Regions from separate parts of the Homo sapiens genome. Here all the other regions are linked to region 2. Evidence: chromatin loops called from intact Hi-C (ENCODE). Cell type or tissue: mammary epithelial cell. All regions are shown on one strand. Region 1 overlaps PUM2 (pumilio RNA binding family member 2). Region 2 overlaps LAPTM4A-DT (LAPTM4A divergent transcript). Region 3 overlaps SDC1 (syndecan 1).

Region 1 (5,000 bases), 190 kb after region 2:
AAATACCACTCCGCAGAAAAGAGTTACAAAGAGTTGGACACAGTCAACAGGGTGAACTGCAACAAACTGAGCATAAAAAAAGATACAGAGGAAATTATACTTTGTAACTGTCACTAAGTTATATTAGAGATACTGCAAAGGAATTATAGAGGCAGAATTTAAAAGTTATGGGATAGAGTATAAATTTTGACAAATAGTCCATGAGGGAAGCAGAGCAGAGATAAAGCTTTTTAGGATGAACAGGCAGAATAGCACAGTGGGGTTGAAAGGAAGGATTGGGAGAGGGAAAGACTAAAGATTCAAGACGGAAAAACAATAGCACACAGGATATAAAGCAGAAGAGTTAAGAATAGAACAGTAACTAGGGATCTGATAAAGTACTGAAGAAAGCTAGAAAGAAGAGCTAAAGTATGAGGCCTGAAGGAACATCGATTTTCTCAAGTGAGCCCTTTTTAGTATACACATTAGCTTTATAACTATGTAACTATTTGGATATGGAAAATGAGAATTATTTCATCATCATAGTCTGGGCACAATGAAGTAAAGAAGGCATCAAAGAAAGTTTTAGTGTGAGGGGATCATGTGAACAGCCCAAAAGTCACTGAAACATACAAATACAAATCCTAGTAAGGCCCTTCTTATGAGAGTGGTTTTTTCGTTTGTATTTCTAAAAAGGCTAAAAAGTTGTGGCTCAAAAGATTAAGTAATCCACTTTAAGACATGTTGTGTGGCTGGGCGTGGTGGCTCACATCTGTAATCCCAGCACTTTGGGAGGCCAAGGTGGGTGGATCATGAGGTCAGGAGTTCAAGACCAGCCGGCCAATATGGTGAAGCCCCGTCTCTACTAAAAATACAAAAGAAAAAAAAAAGTTGGGTGTGGTGGCACGTGCCTAAGAAATGAGTAATAGGGCCAGCATCAAGAGCCTAGGAGGATCAATGAGTTACAGGACACAGCAAACACATGCAGGCCAGAGGCACTCTTCTTAATTCCAGGTTCCACAGAGAAACTAGTTAAGCAGGAAAAATTGTTGTACTCCATAACTCCTCTCTCCGTTCTACATATAGCTAAAACCTAAGAAGAACCCAAAATAGTCTCAGTGGCCCTCAAAAACTCCCAGCTCACTTTTCAGCCCAACGTCCATGTGCCTAAAACAACTTCAGCTTCACAGTCCATTTCTCAAAAGTCTGCTTTTGCCAAGGTCTCTAATCCACAATGACTCCATGACAGTAGAGTCCAGGAAGCAAAAATATATGGCTGGGGTATAAAAAATAAAATAATGAGAATGCCACCCACTCTACTATCATTTCTACTTCAGGGACAGCAGGATGAAAATCTCTTTATCCCGTGAACCAGACAAGATGATAAATTCAGATCTTAAAATTCCAGAGAGAAAGAATAAATGTAATTGAAATAGAAATCCTTCAAACAACAAACCAAAGTATTTACAAGTACTTAATATATAAAAGAAACTCTCAATCATGCAAGTCATTATTTTTTCCAATACACTGAACACATTTCCTAAATGATCTGAATAGAAAAGTAAACTGCATTATGATTAAATGGAAATTGGAACTCAAATATCATTAGTAAGTAACCCATATACGGACAACCACTGATATACCAAAAGTGAAAAAAAGCATACTTAAATCTCCAAAAGAGAATGGCAAGTTATGCCTTATCTACTGATATTCAAATATAGCTTTAAAGTTTAAAAACAAATGCTGCATTTTTTTTACTTAGAAAACAACCGTTCTTCCTCCATTATTATTAGTGATCATTTCACAAAAAAGTACTTTGTTGCCCTTTCCCAAAAGTTGTACAGTAGCAATGGGTAGAAATTTTATACTGTAATTTTTTATACTAGGCTTTCAAAGACACATTATCGACACTGTTGCTATTAAGTTATAAATAATAGTTTTAAACGCTATAAATGGGCTAAACAAGATTAAACAGGGTTCAAAGTAAGAAACATTAGCGGCAAACTTCTGCTATTAACTAAAAGATTATTCTTATAAAGCAGGAGTGGCAAATAGATTGTCTTGCATACCAACTCTCAATAACTGTTTTACTTCTTGAAGCAATATATTAAAAATTCTGGGTTAGGATTAGATAGATGCTATAAAAAAATGGCTGTGTTGAGAATTCTGATACATATTTACCATTCCTGTCGTTGAGTCTCAATTTACCATTCCTGTCGTTGAGTCTCACAATCAATACTGATTTCAATTATTAGCATCTGAGTTCTAAATATTTTGTTACAAGGTAGGCAAGATTTTAAATACAGTTTGATTTTTTTCACTCTTCAGTGTGAGTACCTACACTTAACATCTGAAATCTATTCAAATTTCCACAAATGACCAATTGTATACCTGGCATGCCAGTAGCAAGACCCTGACCAAAAGCCAATGTTGGATTTGCTGCTGCAGCTGCCGCAAGTGATTCTGCTTGCTGCCCTTGCTGACCCTGATTGGGAGTAAGAGGACGCTGACCTGCTCCAGCACGGAGAACCTACAAAGGTAAAATGATTTTCTTAAAATCAATATAAAATAATAGATAAGTAAATTTATCTTGGACAACTGTGTATTTATTACAAACAGCCTTTGGATATTTTTTAAACATTTACATGCAAGGAAATGTAGATTTAGCATGAAAAATCACAAAATACATTAACATCAAAAACACAATCACTAGCTCTTAACAGCTAGAACAATCTATAAAGCAACATGGAGGTTACAGAAAATCTTTGGTTAAAAACTATTTCTAATATCTGTGCTCTTTAACAAAGTAGTTTAAAAAATAATAATAATAATAATGAGCTTTTATTATTCTCAACAACAGAGAAGACTCCAGCCTGACATCTGCTGGAACTGAGTCCACACTGTGGAAGGCACAAGCTGTGGCAGGGCCTGGAAGACATGCCTTAGAGATTCCCTCAGTCCTGCCACCTTGTGGAAGACATTTCAAAAGAATGAATGGTAAACTCATGTGACCAGCAGGGAGGACAACATCGAAGAAACTTTCCTGCCTAAAGTCAGCCTCTGTCCAGAGCTAGTACATGGAAGGAGATACTTCTCCTGGGGTCACATCTTCACTGGAAGGCAGGTGGGAGCTCACTGCTGTGACCCACATATCCTCCTCGCTCGGCGTCTCTATTCTGGTACTTTATCCGACCGACTGCATATTCCTCTGTTCCTTGGCTACAGTGTTTAATTCTTGAGAAGAGAATGTTGAACAAGTCAAGTCCTCGTCACCCTTAGTCAGAACTCTCATTTGACTTGGAAGATTTGTACTTCCATTTTTTCTTCTTTTTCTTTTCTTTCTTCCTTTTCTTTCCTCTTCTTTTTCTTGTGTTTCTCTTTACTTCAGAGGAACTGGAGCTGCTCCCATCTTCATCCAAGATAGAATCCTCCAATAACTGTTTTAACTGCTGTATCCTTACATCCTTTTCATGTCTTTTATTGCCTCACATGCTGCCATATATGGGATCTTCATGTGCTACTCTGAACTGCTCTTTCAGTTACCTTTGATAAAGAAAGGGCATTGTTTGTCGCCCATTTGGTGACCATACCGTTTGCAACGCCAACCCAAGCATCCTTTAATCTTGTTGCTTTAGGAATGAATTTTCCATCACCAAGAAATTATGAAGCAATCCAATGAAAAGTAAGTGCTTAACTTTGACTTCTTTCTCCAGTGGCATCCAAAGTCCTTTAGTTGGTGTGTGAGCCAGAAATTCCCTGGCATGTTCATTGCCTGGTACATCTGGTATGCAGTCTTCTGGCTTAGTGTCATCTTCCTTGATAAGCCCAGGAGGAGGTTTTTTCATAAAAGGACTCCAGGTGCATGAGCTGCATCATGCTGCTTTTGCTCCCGGCGCCACTGCCCTGCAACTTGCCCGGGAGGTGGCCAAAATCCTGGCCTCCGCTACTTGATCCCCGCCTCCCTGTGGCTGGCCCCACGTCAGTGCACGGAGCCCCAGAGCTTAGCGCCGTCAGGCCCATGGCTGACAGTTGGTAGTTTTTTTTTTTTTTTTCCCCAAAGATTTGTTTGGGAGTAGGAGGAATGGCAAAATCTTAAGACTTTAAAATTAGATTTTTTTCTGAGACGAAGTCTCGCTCTATCACACAGGCTGGAGTGCAATGGCATGATCTCAGCTCACTGCAACCTCTACCTCCTGGATTCAAGTGCTTCTCCCACCTCAGCCTCCCCAGTAGCTAGGACAACAGGCGCACGCCACCACGCTTGGCTAAGTTTTTGTATTTAGTAGAGACGGGGTTTCACCATTTTGGCCAGGCTGGTCTCTAACTCCTGACCTCAAGTGATCCACTGCACCCGGCCTAAAATTAGATTTTATTAAAATTATTTTCTAGGCTGGGCGCAGTGGCTCACACCTGTAATCCCAGCACTTTGGGAGGCCAAGGCAGGCGGATCACCTGAGGTCGGGAGTTCAAGACCAGCCTGACCAACATGGAGAAACCCTGTTCTCTATTAAAAATACAAAATTAGCCAGGCATGATGGCACGTGCCTGTCATCCCAGCTACTTGGGAGGCTGAGGCAAGAGAATTGCTGCCGGGAGGCAGAGGTTGTGGTGAGCTGAGATCACTCCATTGCACTCCAGTCTGGGCAACAAGAGCAAAACTCCATCTCAAAAAAAACAAAACAAAACAAAACAAAACAACACTAAGGCTGAAAAAGGAAATACGGAAAGATTCGGCAAATAAATTCGAATTTGTTACGAGACTGATGCAGACCAAACCAAGTTTTCAGGATTCAGAAGCCTTAATAAGAGTAAAAGCTGCTTTTAAACATATTTTTAAAAGAACACAGGATTATATATCAAAACAAGGTGAAAACTTAGTCTGGTCAAGGTTTACTATTCCGCAATACATAGCTGTTGTAGCAATCATACATAAGCATGATAAATTTAATCATTAATTTTAAACAACTCAGGACAAGTGGGAGTCGTAAGTCCTTCTCTGTAAGTAAGCATCAAACACAGGT
Region 2 (5,000 bases):
CTGAGGCACTGGCCAAGGACTCAAGAGACCTGAGGCCTTAACCCCAGCTATTTCATGTCCTGATTATGTGTGACTAGGACAAGTCCCTTTCATCAAGACACTGCCTTCAGTGTTTATCTGTACTCTGTCTAGTTACATATCATCTCTGTTCTCCTATCGCCCTTGCCCCAGCCATCATCATCTGTTGTCGTAATTACTACAGGAAATTGTAACTCATTTCCTGGCTTCTGCCCTAGCCCTCCAGCCCTGACTACTCTCCGTGTAGTGACCAAAATTAACTCTAAGTCAGATCATGGGATGTCTCTGCTTAAAACCCTCTAACGTATCTCAGCTCACTCAGAACAAAATTCAAGTTCTCATAGTGAGTGGCCTTATAGGCCCTACAAAATCTGTCCTGTCCCCTCTCTGACTTCACTTTCTACTCCCACCCCTACTCTGCATGCCCCATAATGCCAGCCACACTGGTTCCCTTCTGTTTCTTCAACATGCTAGGCATCCTCTGACCTCACGACCTTTGCACTTATTGTTCTACTGCCTGGAACCTCTCCCCAAAATGTTACATGACTTGCTTCCTCATTTCCTTCAGACCTTTGCTCAAAAGTCACCTTTCAGAGAGACTTTCCCTGGACACCTTTTCTAAAACAACATTCCATCCATCAGTTACTGGCATCTTACTTTGCTTGATTTTACTTGCCACGTCATAGGTGCTCAAGGCTTATTAACTTGGGTTGCATTGGGCTACCTGGGCTATAACTTCTCCATCTTTAAAATAAGAGAGTTGGACTGAAATTCGTAGAGCCCTGCTAGCTCTAAAGTTCCATAATGCTGCTTACGTCTCTGTGCTGGAAAGCGACTTATAAACGAAAACAAAATAGTGTCTGTAATTGTGTTTGTCTGCCTACATTGAATGAATTACTTAACACGATTAGGAAGGTTCCCGTTACTGTCTCCTGATTCAGCTGAACATCACAGGAGCCTGAAACCTCAATGCAGGTTCTTCGGATGAACAAAGAAACAGAACCCGAATGCCAAAGATAGCCTCTGTTTAAAAAACATTTAGATTCTAGATCTGTACCCGGACCTGTGGCTCACATGACCATATTCTGAATTCAACAGTTCTCAAAGTGGTCTGGTGCCCCTTAGGGTACCAAGAACTCCTTCAGGAGGTCCTAAAGTCAAGACAGAGGCTACACATTGGTTCACCTCTTCCTGGACTCTGACAGCAGCCCCCAACTCCTTTCCTTGATTCCTGTCCCTTTGCCTCCATTGGGACAGCCAGAAGGATCTTTATAAAATGCTGCCTGACCTCTCTGTGCTCCGCCTTAAAGCATGCCAAGTACTTCCCAAGGCTTTCTTGGCATTTCCATGGACACACACTCAGGGCATGGCAGAAAGAAAGGTGTTCCTTGTCAAACTAAATAACAGGAAGATTCTAAAAGAAAATGATGTTTATTTGGGAATAGACATTGCCATGGGCATATGAATATAGTTTACTGTGATACTCATATTCCCATTGCAATGCCCATTCCTCAGTAAACATGATTTTCTTTTGTGGATTCTTCCTATTTGTTATTTAGTTTGACATAATGGTGTCAGAAGTGGGATTACATAATTGTTTTGAGACAATTGTCCTTAGCTACAAGGATTAGTAACAAGGATGGTGAGCTGAGTGTGGTGGCTCACACCAATAATCCCAGCACTTTGGGAGGCCAAGGTGGGAGGATTGCTTGAGCCCCGGAGTTCAAGACCAGCCTGGGGAACATAATAAGACCTCATCTCTACAAACAAATTTTTAAAAATTAGTCTGGTATGATGGTCCCAGCCACTCAGGAGGCTAAGACAGGAGGACTGCTTGAGCCCAGGAGTTCAAGGCTGTAGTGAGCTATGATCACACCACTACACTCTGCCTGGGCAACAGAGCAAGACCTTGTCTAAAAAAACGAAAAAAGAAGAAGAAGGAGAAGGAGAAGGAGAAAGAAGGAGAAGGAGAAGGAGAAGGAGAAGGAGAAGGAGAAGGAGAAGGAGAAGAAGAAGAAGAAGAAGAAGAAGAAGAAGAAGACGACGACAACGGTGGTGAGGGGGATGGTACCAGTCTGAGGTTCGACAGGCAGTTGATGGGCAGATTTTCATACAGAAGTATTTTTTTGGTAAGGCTGTTTTGGCCTTTATGCAAGATTGTGAAGTTGGTGAGTCTTTTGTGATAGTTGTTGTTATAAGGTATTTGTGCATGACAACCCTCCCTTCATGGGCTTCCCTAGCTCTATTTGTCTGAGTTTTTAACATAAGTAACTCCATCCTGATTCTGACAACTTCCACGTTTCCCCCTTTTGATCAAGATCTTTCTCCAAAAGCACTGCTGATCAATATTCCTGTAGTTAGATTTTGATTGTCCCCCAGTGCTGGGACCTGTCCCAGTTTGGCTTGGTCTGGTCCCACCAAGACCAGTTGTGATTAGCAGCTAGGAGTCAGTGTCAAAACCCTTTCAGCCACATTGGAGCAATTAAGTTCTGGAGGGAGTGACCCTCAGGCTAAGTCTACCTAGAATCTATTGTTAATTTCAGTTTTATCTGTTCTGTAGGCATTTGTTATCATCTCAAAGTATAGGCCAGCATTATTTGTTAGGAGTTGTACTTCTGCAAAAATTTAACAAGTAACAAATAAAAATGTAAAAGGAAAATATCAAGTAAAATAATAGTCTCAATTGGTGTAGTAGTTTTGAGTCATGAACTAGACCCAAAGGCAACCAATGAATAAATGAAATGATTATGGGGAATTAGGTGAGACTTGTAACCATGTGGCCTGTTTTTCTTTTAAACTTTGCGTATATGAGTCTCAACTTTTCCAGAGGAATTTATCCAAGTACAGCATGTAGTATTAGCAATAGTACAGACATTTATTTAATCAATAAAGAATATAGAGCAGTTTTATCATCTAGTATCCCATGACTGGGTTGAATTAAAACAGTGAGCAACAGTTGTATTAGGGATGTTGCCAAGGTCACCCACTAGGTGGACTAAAGGATCTCTTAGGTCAGGTTCTGTCAAGTTACAAGCAGAAGCTACTGATTATGAAATTTCAGTTATAGCATGATCCTGCCAAGTGAAAAATAGAGGCATCAAAGGGTAAGCGTCTCATTAGGATATGGAGCCTGGTTCCAACATCTTGGGAAAAGCTGTCTACAGCTGAATGCTGGACCACCCACCTCTCAGTGCAATCGAGCCTTGGGGGCACTGGGTGCCTCTCTCTGGGAAGAGACAGAACCCTTGGGATGAGGGTGTTCCCCAGGACCTAGATGGGGAAGTGCAGTCTGCAGAACCAAAGACATTCAGGATGGAGAGGCCCTCACATCTTGTTGATAGTTTCTGAAACACAGGGGTCTCTATTTTTATTTTTATTTTTTTTGAGATGGAGTCTCCATCTGTCACCCAGGCTGGAGTGCAGTGGCGCAATCTCAGCTCACTGCAAACTCCACCTCCCGGGTTCAAGTGATTCTTTTACCTCACCCTCCCAAGTAGCTGGGATTACAGGGGCGCCACCACACCCAGCTAATTTTCATATTTTTAGTAGACATAGGGTTCTACCATGTTGGCCAGGCTGGTCTTGAACTCCTCATCTCAGGTGATCCGCCCACCTCGGCCTCCCAAAGTGCTGGGATTACAGGCCTGAGCCACTGCACCTGGCCATATTTTGAAAGAGTGAGAATTGCCATTGGCATCCCCATACCTCCACCCCAGTGGCCCCTCTATATCATATTGGGCCCTAAAAGCTGTAAGGAGTCTGTTCTGCCACCTAGCAGGTGTGTGACCTGTGGCTGCACACTTCTGGGCCCTTCTTGCTTCATGTGAACAAAGTGGAGATGCCAGGTATCTACTGAGAGGATGCAATGGAAGTTGAAGGGTGTGTGCAAAGCAATGTTGACACGCAGTTGTCCTGCTCCACTCCTGGGGCCTCTGGACCAAGAGCCAGGATTCCACTGACCTGCCCTTGCCAGAATTCTTATTAGGACCCCAACCTTCCAAGCGCAATGTCTTGCCCCTCTGCCCAGTCCTCAGAGCACTGGGAGCCAGGCATATCGGGGCACGATGGGTATGGACGATATGCTGATTCTCTGAGCTCCAACAAAGTTGGGGGATGCACAAAGAACCTCCTGAAGCTCTTCCAGGGCCCTATGTCCTGGAACATCTATCTCTATGCTCAAAGCACCTTGCTTTGTTGGGGGAGTGGGGCAAGGAATGGATGCCCAGCCATTCCCTGAGCATGCATGCTCCCCGCCACTTGCAAATTTGCAAGGACAAGAACTTCCTTTTGTTGTGATGTGTGTGCATGAGGTTTAACAGGAAGGGAGTGTGTGTTCTCAGTTAACATGGCTTGAAACCAATTTCAAGGTAATTGAGAGGCTTCCCGTTTTCTGTTTACGTTTCACTTTGCTAAGTGCCCATTACAATTTCACTTTGCTAACTGCCAGAGTAAGGGGTCACCTAGAGCCAAAGCCACGGAGAACCTGAGTGTCTGCAGCTCGGCCAGAGTAGCTATCGCTGAACTTAGCCTGGGCGGACTCCAGGGATCCTGGGGGAACTTGGACACCCCCTCCATGACTTGTCTCAGCCCCCGCCCTCACCCTCCACAGCTGAGACTGGTACTGCCCAAGCCTCCTGCCCTCCTCCACTCACATGCCTTCTGCTGTTTGTTTCCTGGTGCTCTTCACCCCACCCATCCCCAAGCCCCAATCCTAGCCCCAGCCGCCTGGAGGGAGGCCCACAGGCTCTCCATCAGCCAGTCCCAAGGGGATCCAGCCATGTTCCATAACCTGCCCACTCCTCATTGCTCTCAGGGGATCCAGGGCTGGCTTTGCCCGGGTCTCCTCATACCTGCTAGCATTTTTTGGAGCCGGAGCATTGCTAAGTATTAGCTGTCCCTCCACCCTTTGTCACTGCAAGCGTCCTCCTTAACTCCTTTCCTAACATGCCCGTAGCTATTGCTCCTTACCATCCACGGCACTC
Region 3 (5,000 bases), 110 kb after region 2:
AGGGAAGAAACAGTCTGGTCCTGGCCCGGCAGAGCTCCCAGCTCCTCAGAACATATGGCCAGGTGTCCGGCTCCAGGGGGATTTAAAAAGGGGGAGCTTCAGAGGCTGAAGTACAGAGGGCTTCCCTAAGGGGACTACTAAGGCCAGGCCTTGAAGCCCCCAAACCAACTCAGGAGAGGATAAGACAACGCTCACCCCAGGCACTAACTTGGGCAGCGCAGGGGGCCTCTGATTCGCAGTCATTCGTGGTGGAGCAGGAAAGGGAAGCTGATCTGTCAGCTGTACCTGCCCCGTGTGGCCACGAAATCCCCGGCTTCTGTGGGAGCCCAGTCACTGAATCAACAAACCCCAACAAACCAGGGATAAAGAGCTGCCCCTTATCAAAGGAGCTAGGTCACCACCTTTGACAAGCAACCTGGACCAGGGGCCATGGCACTGGCTCTGGGGCCAGTGGACAGGAGAGACCCAGACCTGTTCCAGAAGCCCAGGCTGCGAGGTCATGAGGCAGGAGGGCCCATGGTCATGGCAGGCTGGACACCCACCCTCCCCATCCCGAGATTCCACACAATGGCAAATGTCCTCAGGAGGCTTGAAACAGGGTCACAGTTGTTTAGAAATCTTCTTTACCCCCTTGGTTTCTCAGTCAGATCTACACATACAAGGAAAACAGGCTGACTCTCCCCTCCCCTAGACTTCAGGACTCTTGGGGGCTGATATCTCTGAGCTGCAGAGCCCCAGCCTTTACCCCCACCTCTGCATCAAGACACCATACTGGCTGAGGGTGATAACCAAACCATCACCTGCATCCAGACTGGGGGCTCTCAGCTTCAGGGTCCCCAAGAATCACCAGGAGACCACTACAAATGAAGTCTTTCGAGTTCCCCGCCCAGAGGCTGACTCTGTCATTCACAAGCCCCAGGTCCTGTAGGGGGTCTTCAGACTGCACTTTGAAAACAATGAGGGGAGGAAAAGGCATCCCCCAGAGTGGCCCAGCCTGGAGGAGGCAAGAGCTCGTTTCACTTGAGTCCAGTGTTCAAAGTCAAGGCACTGAGTAGCAACAGAGCCCTGTGAACAAGCTCTAGTGGCCAAAGGACCAGGGAAAGCTCAGCAATGTCCTCTACATTTCCGACACGTCCACTCGCATAGATAGCACACCACGGTGGCAGCCCAGCCTCCCTCCCCCAGGAGCTGAAGGCCCACTGAACATCCAGAAGCACCTACATGACTGGGAAGTGTCTACCTGAAGCTGGGCTGAGGCTCCTTCGTGCCTGGGGCTGAGCCCACTGGCTTCCCACCAGCCGGCCCGGCTGGACCCAGCAGGGCTGAGCAGAAGACAGCTGCTGGAGCTGACAGGCAGGTGGGCTCCGGGGACGAAGGCTGGGCCTGGAAGGCAGCACAGGCTGCAGGGCCTGGTCCTGCTTTTCCAGGGGTACCAGTGGGAGGGCACGGGAGAAAAAGCTGCAACACCCTCTCCCAGTCCCACTGCCTTCCGAACGCCTCAGTGCCCTGCAGTGTGGATCTGTGGCTGCCTTCCCTCTGTGGGGAGCCCTGTGACCCTTTCCTTCAGCCTGGACTGAAAACGGCCTAAGCACTGAGCAGGCAGGTCATATCCGAGCACCCAGGAGCAAGGGTCTCTGGGAAAGGGCTGGAATCCGCCATGCGGCTCCCGTGCTGGGGACCTGGGCAGCTTTCAGCCTCTCTCTAGACCTGTTCTCCACCTAGACGCCAGAAGGGGCTTGGTGGATAACGCTAAAGTGCTTTACGGCTGACAGGCTGGCCCCGCGGCTTTAGCACCTGGTGCTGCTCTGGGAACTAGACAGGGGTTCTGTCCCCCAAGACTCTCCAAATGCCCCCTCCTCAGGGACCCACAGCACTGATCACCAGAGGGTGGCCCAGGGAAAATGACCAGGTCCAACATGGGGATAGTCTGGTGACAGTCTGGCCTCTGTCCCTAAATTACGGGGTGGTGCCAGAAACACCTTGCCTCAGGTTGTCCATCTGTACAACGGAGGTTTGGCCAAAATGGTGGGACTCGTGGGAGTAGGCAGCAGGGCAGGGCCACAGGCCAGGAGACACTGGGCTCCCCCAGCCTCGGGGTTGTGGAGGAAGTGCTAGACACATCACTCCTCTCCTAAGGCTGGTTTCCGAACTCAGGAGCCGGGAAAACACAGCCCGCCAGGGAGGCAGGCTGAGGCTGCAGATGGGGTCTGGGCCTCCAGACCCGAAATCCCCCACTGAAGCCATTCCCAGGAGGAGGGGCCTCACTGGGGCCTCAAGGCAGCATCAGCATTTCCGGTGACAGGCACAGCAATTTATCAGCTCACTGGCTCTCTACTGAGAACAAGGCAAGCCGGGGCCTGCCGAGGGTATGACAGGCAGGGAGTGATGGGCCCGGCCCAGGGCAGGAGGGAGACAGAAATGGGCAGGAAGAGGAGGCTGTCCCCAGCAGCACTTCTGAGAGGAGGAGCACCTTTCGGGGACACTCTGGACGGCACCCCCAAGCACAGCCCCACCCTGCCACTTGGAGACGGACCCCTCACTGTCCTGGGGGCTTCCAGGGCAGGGCCAGGGTGGAGGGACGGCATTCACATTTGGCCTTCAAGACTACTTTCGGGTAATATTTTCCATTTAGTGTGAGGTCAGGGCTTTACAGATGGGAAGCCTGAGGTCAAGGTCGCAGAGCCGAGCCTCCCAGCCCTGGGCTTTTTGCCCTGCACCGCACTGCCTGCTCACAGTACACCGGGGGCGTTTATTGAAGGAGGAGGGATCCTGGCAGCCTCATGCCAGCTCCGATGCCCAAGCCAAGCCAGTGCTGCCCCCAGCACCCCCATACCTACCCTTCCACAGAGCTGGCGCCTGCCTCAGCAGCCCACATGCCAGGACTGGTCTCAGAACAGGCTCAGCTGAGGGCTGGGCGTGGAGCCGTGGAGCTGGAAGACCAGTTCCTCTGCTTTCCCCCCCTGGCAAAACCCGGGCCAGGCCAGGCAGGGCAAGGTTTCATCCAGGCAGGCGATGAGCAAAGCAACCCAACCCAGGCCCTGCAGCCTCAGTGCCTAGTTCTGCTCCGAGAGCCAAACAAGGGATCTGTCTCCCAAGACTCGCCAAACACCCCCCACTTAGGGACCCACAAGGACACTCGATCACACTGACTTGGTATCATCACCCTCAGCTTCCCAAGGGGAGTCATGGCTTAGGCAGGATGCCAGAGATATCCTAAATCAAGGTGACCGTGGGGCAACTGGCACCCTATGGGGACAGAGGGGGCAGCCAAGCCTCCAAAGCACTGTCCCTCCCCCAGCCCTGTCTGCCCTAAAGAGCCCACCAAGGTCAGAATCTCAGCCAAGATTTCCCCAGTCGGCCCTTACTGAGAAGCCCAGCCCTGTCAGTCCCCACCAGGTCCCCTGGAATGGGTAGCCACCGGACCTGGGGACCGGGGCACCTCTGCCAGATGGACTTCTAGGGACATCCTCCCCCTTGTACTTGCTAAATAAAGTGTCCTCAAGTTTCACAGAGGCAGAAACTGCACTTTTGACACACCTGCAGCCGGCCAGGGCTCCAGCTGTGTGTGAAGGTGGGGGAGGGGAACAAGCTCCAACTTTATTACCAAAATCTCTCCTATCAGTGTCCCTGTCATTGCACAATATCCCTTTGAAAACAAGTCCTCTGGGAAGGCTAAAGGGTACCAGCACTCACACTACAGCATAAATCACTTCCAGGTGGGGAGGGGCTAACTCTGGAACTAGGCCACTGCGGGTAGGTGGGAGCTCTGGGAGAGGGAACAGGATTACAACAGAGAGGCTGGAAGATGTCAAGGGCAAAGTTTTTAACCTTTGTCAAAATGTGGATGCCAACAATGCCATACCCAGGAAAGGAGGAAGAAATTCTCTTTGCTCTTCCTGGAGTCACAGATGTACACGGTTTCTCCTCCCACGTACAGAACAATGGGCTAGCCTGGGAACCTGCCTCTCAGATAAAGAACAATTCAGATTGAGTAAGCACTGAGGCTGCTGAGAAGCCCAGAGACACGGGAAGGCAGAGTGTCCCTGAAGGAGTCCCAGGGGAGGGTGGGGCTGGTCCCTTCTGGTTTGGGGGATGGGAGACAGAATTTTCTGTGACGGCTCTCTCTGAAGAGGGAGAAGCCACCTGGGAAGCCAGGTGGATCCTCCAGATTACTGGCAGGGCCCCAGGTCAAGTGGCTTGCCCTCCCTCTGATGGGCTGGCAGATCTGCACAGCCTCCAACCCCCAGCACAGAGCTCCTAGCCCTCTCAGCCTCTGCACACGGTGGGTGTTGAGATGGCTGAAAGGGAGACTGTGGACACAGCTCCAGTCTGAAAAGCTCAGCATGACCCTAGGAAAGGGAAGTAGCCACATGCCTTGCCCAGAGCTCAGGGACTACCAGGGGAGTTGGTGGGCAGGGGGTGTGGTGGAAGAAGAGTCTAAGCCTCTGATCTGGACTGGAGATTACTTGAAGAATAGAAACAACTGAATTAGGCTCTAGGGAGAAAAAGTGATCATAGCTAATGTTTATTGAGTCCTCTGGGCCAGAGGAGCTGGCAATCAGTTTTTTCCAAGCACTTTCTCTGAATTAATTAGTTTGATCTTCACAGTCACCTTAGGTTCTAGTACCATGCACATTTTACAGATGAGAAAATTGAGGCAAAGGAGCTATGTCATCTGTCCCAAGGCACACAGCCACTGAAGCCAGCAGTCTTGCTCTGGCAGTCATGCCATGAACCACCCATCACAGTGAAGCCCACAGGGCTCTCTCACTCTCAGGAAGACAACAGCCATCATTTCCACTGGTGGCACCCTGCAGTCTGGCCCAGCTTTGTCGGCATCCATAGAAAACCCAGCTCCTTCTCCAGGACAGCCATCAGTCTGAAGTTCTGGGGACAGGCCACCGTGCCCCATTGCTAGGGGTCCTGCCCAGCAGGCCTGAGCCCCTGCCAGGGTGCCCCAATGTCTGGCTTTGCCTGGCCTCCTCTCCCATCTGCCAGCC

The links. Peaks named below come from ENCODE experiments on the same cell type or tissue, not always from the same donor. Only the 100,000 strongest peaks of a DNase experiment are listed, where the experiment ranks them.
Region 1: it touches region 2 in a loop (13-fold over the local background); 10 of 110 quality-filtered maps call a loop at or near these places.
Region 3: a loop joins it to region 2, with 4 times the contacts of the local background. A loop is called at or near these places in 27 of 110 quality-filtered maps.

The regions. Positions count from the first base shown.
Region 1 is chr2:20,288,282-20,293,281 of GRCh38, forward strand. It overlaps PUM2 (pumilio RNA binding family member 2), which reads right to left. Exons shown (of 21, transcript NM_015317.5): 10 at 2,371-2,509. It also overlaps the pseudogene LOC100421404. Among named protein-coding and RNA genes, the nearest start is that of PUM2, 60 kb to the right of the region's middle. In mammary epithelial cell, a CTCF peak has its summit at 2,910 (motif pointing left); a DNase peak (open chromatin) is centred at 2,930; H3K27ac peaks cover 1,955 bases.
Region 2 is chr2:20,100,707-20,105,706 of GRCh38, forward strand. All of the region lies in intron 2 of LAPTM4A-DT (LAPTM4A divergent transcript), which reads left to right. Among named protein-coding and RNA genes, the nearest start is that of LAPTM4A-DT, 51 kb to the left of the region's middle. In mammary epithelial cell, a CTCF peak has its summit at 3,011; a DNase peak (open chromatin) is centred at 3,025.
Region 3 is chr2:20,210,320-20,215,319 of GRCh38, forward strand. The region is part of intron 1 of SDC1 (syndecan 1); the gene reads right to left. LOC124905978 (a long non-coding RNA gene) reads left to right here. Exons shown (of 2, transcript XR_007086241.1): 2 at 1-3,508. Among named protein-coding and RNA genes, the nearest start is that of SDC1, 12 kb to the right of the region's middle. RefSeq lists enhancers at 1-46, 2,298-2,477, 2,738-2,797, 3,268-3,357, 4,423-5,000 and a silencer at 3,829-4,123. In mammary epithelial cell, no CTCF peak of the experiment used is centred here; DNase peaks (open chromatin) are centred at 2,342, 2,932 and 3,962; H3K4me3 peaks cover 209 bases; H3K27ac peaks cover 5,000 bases.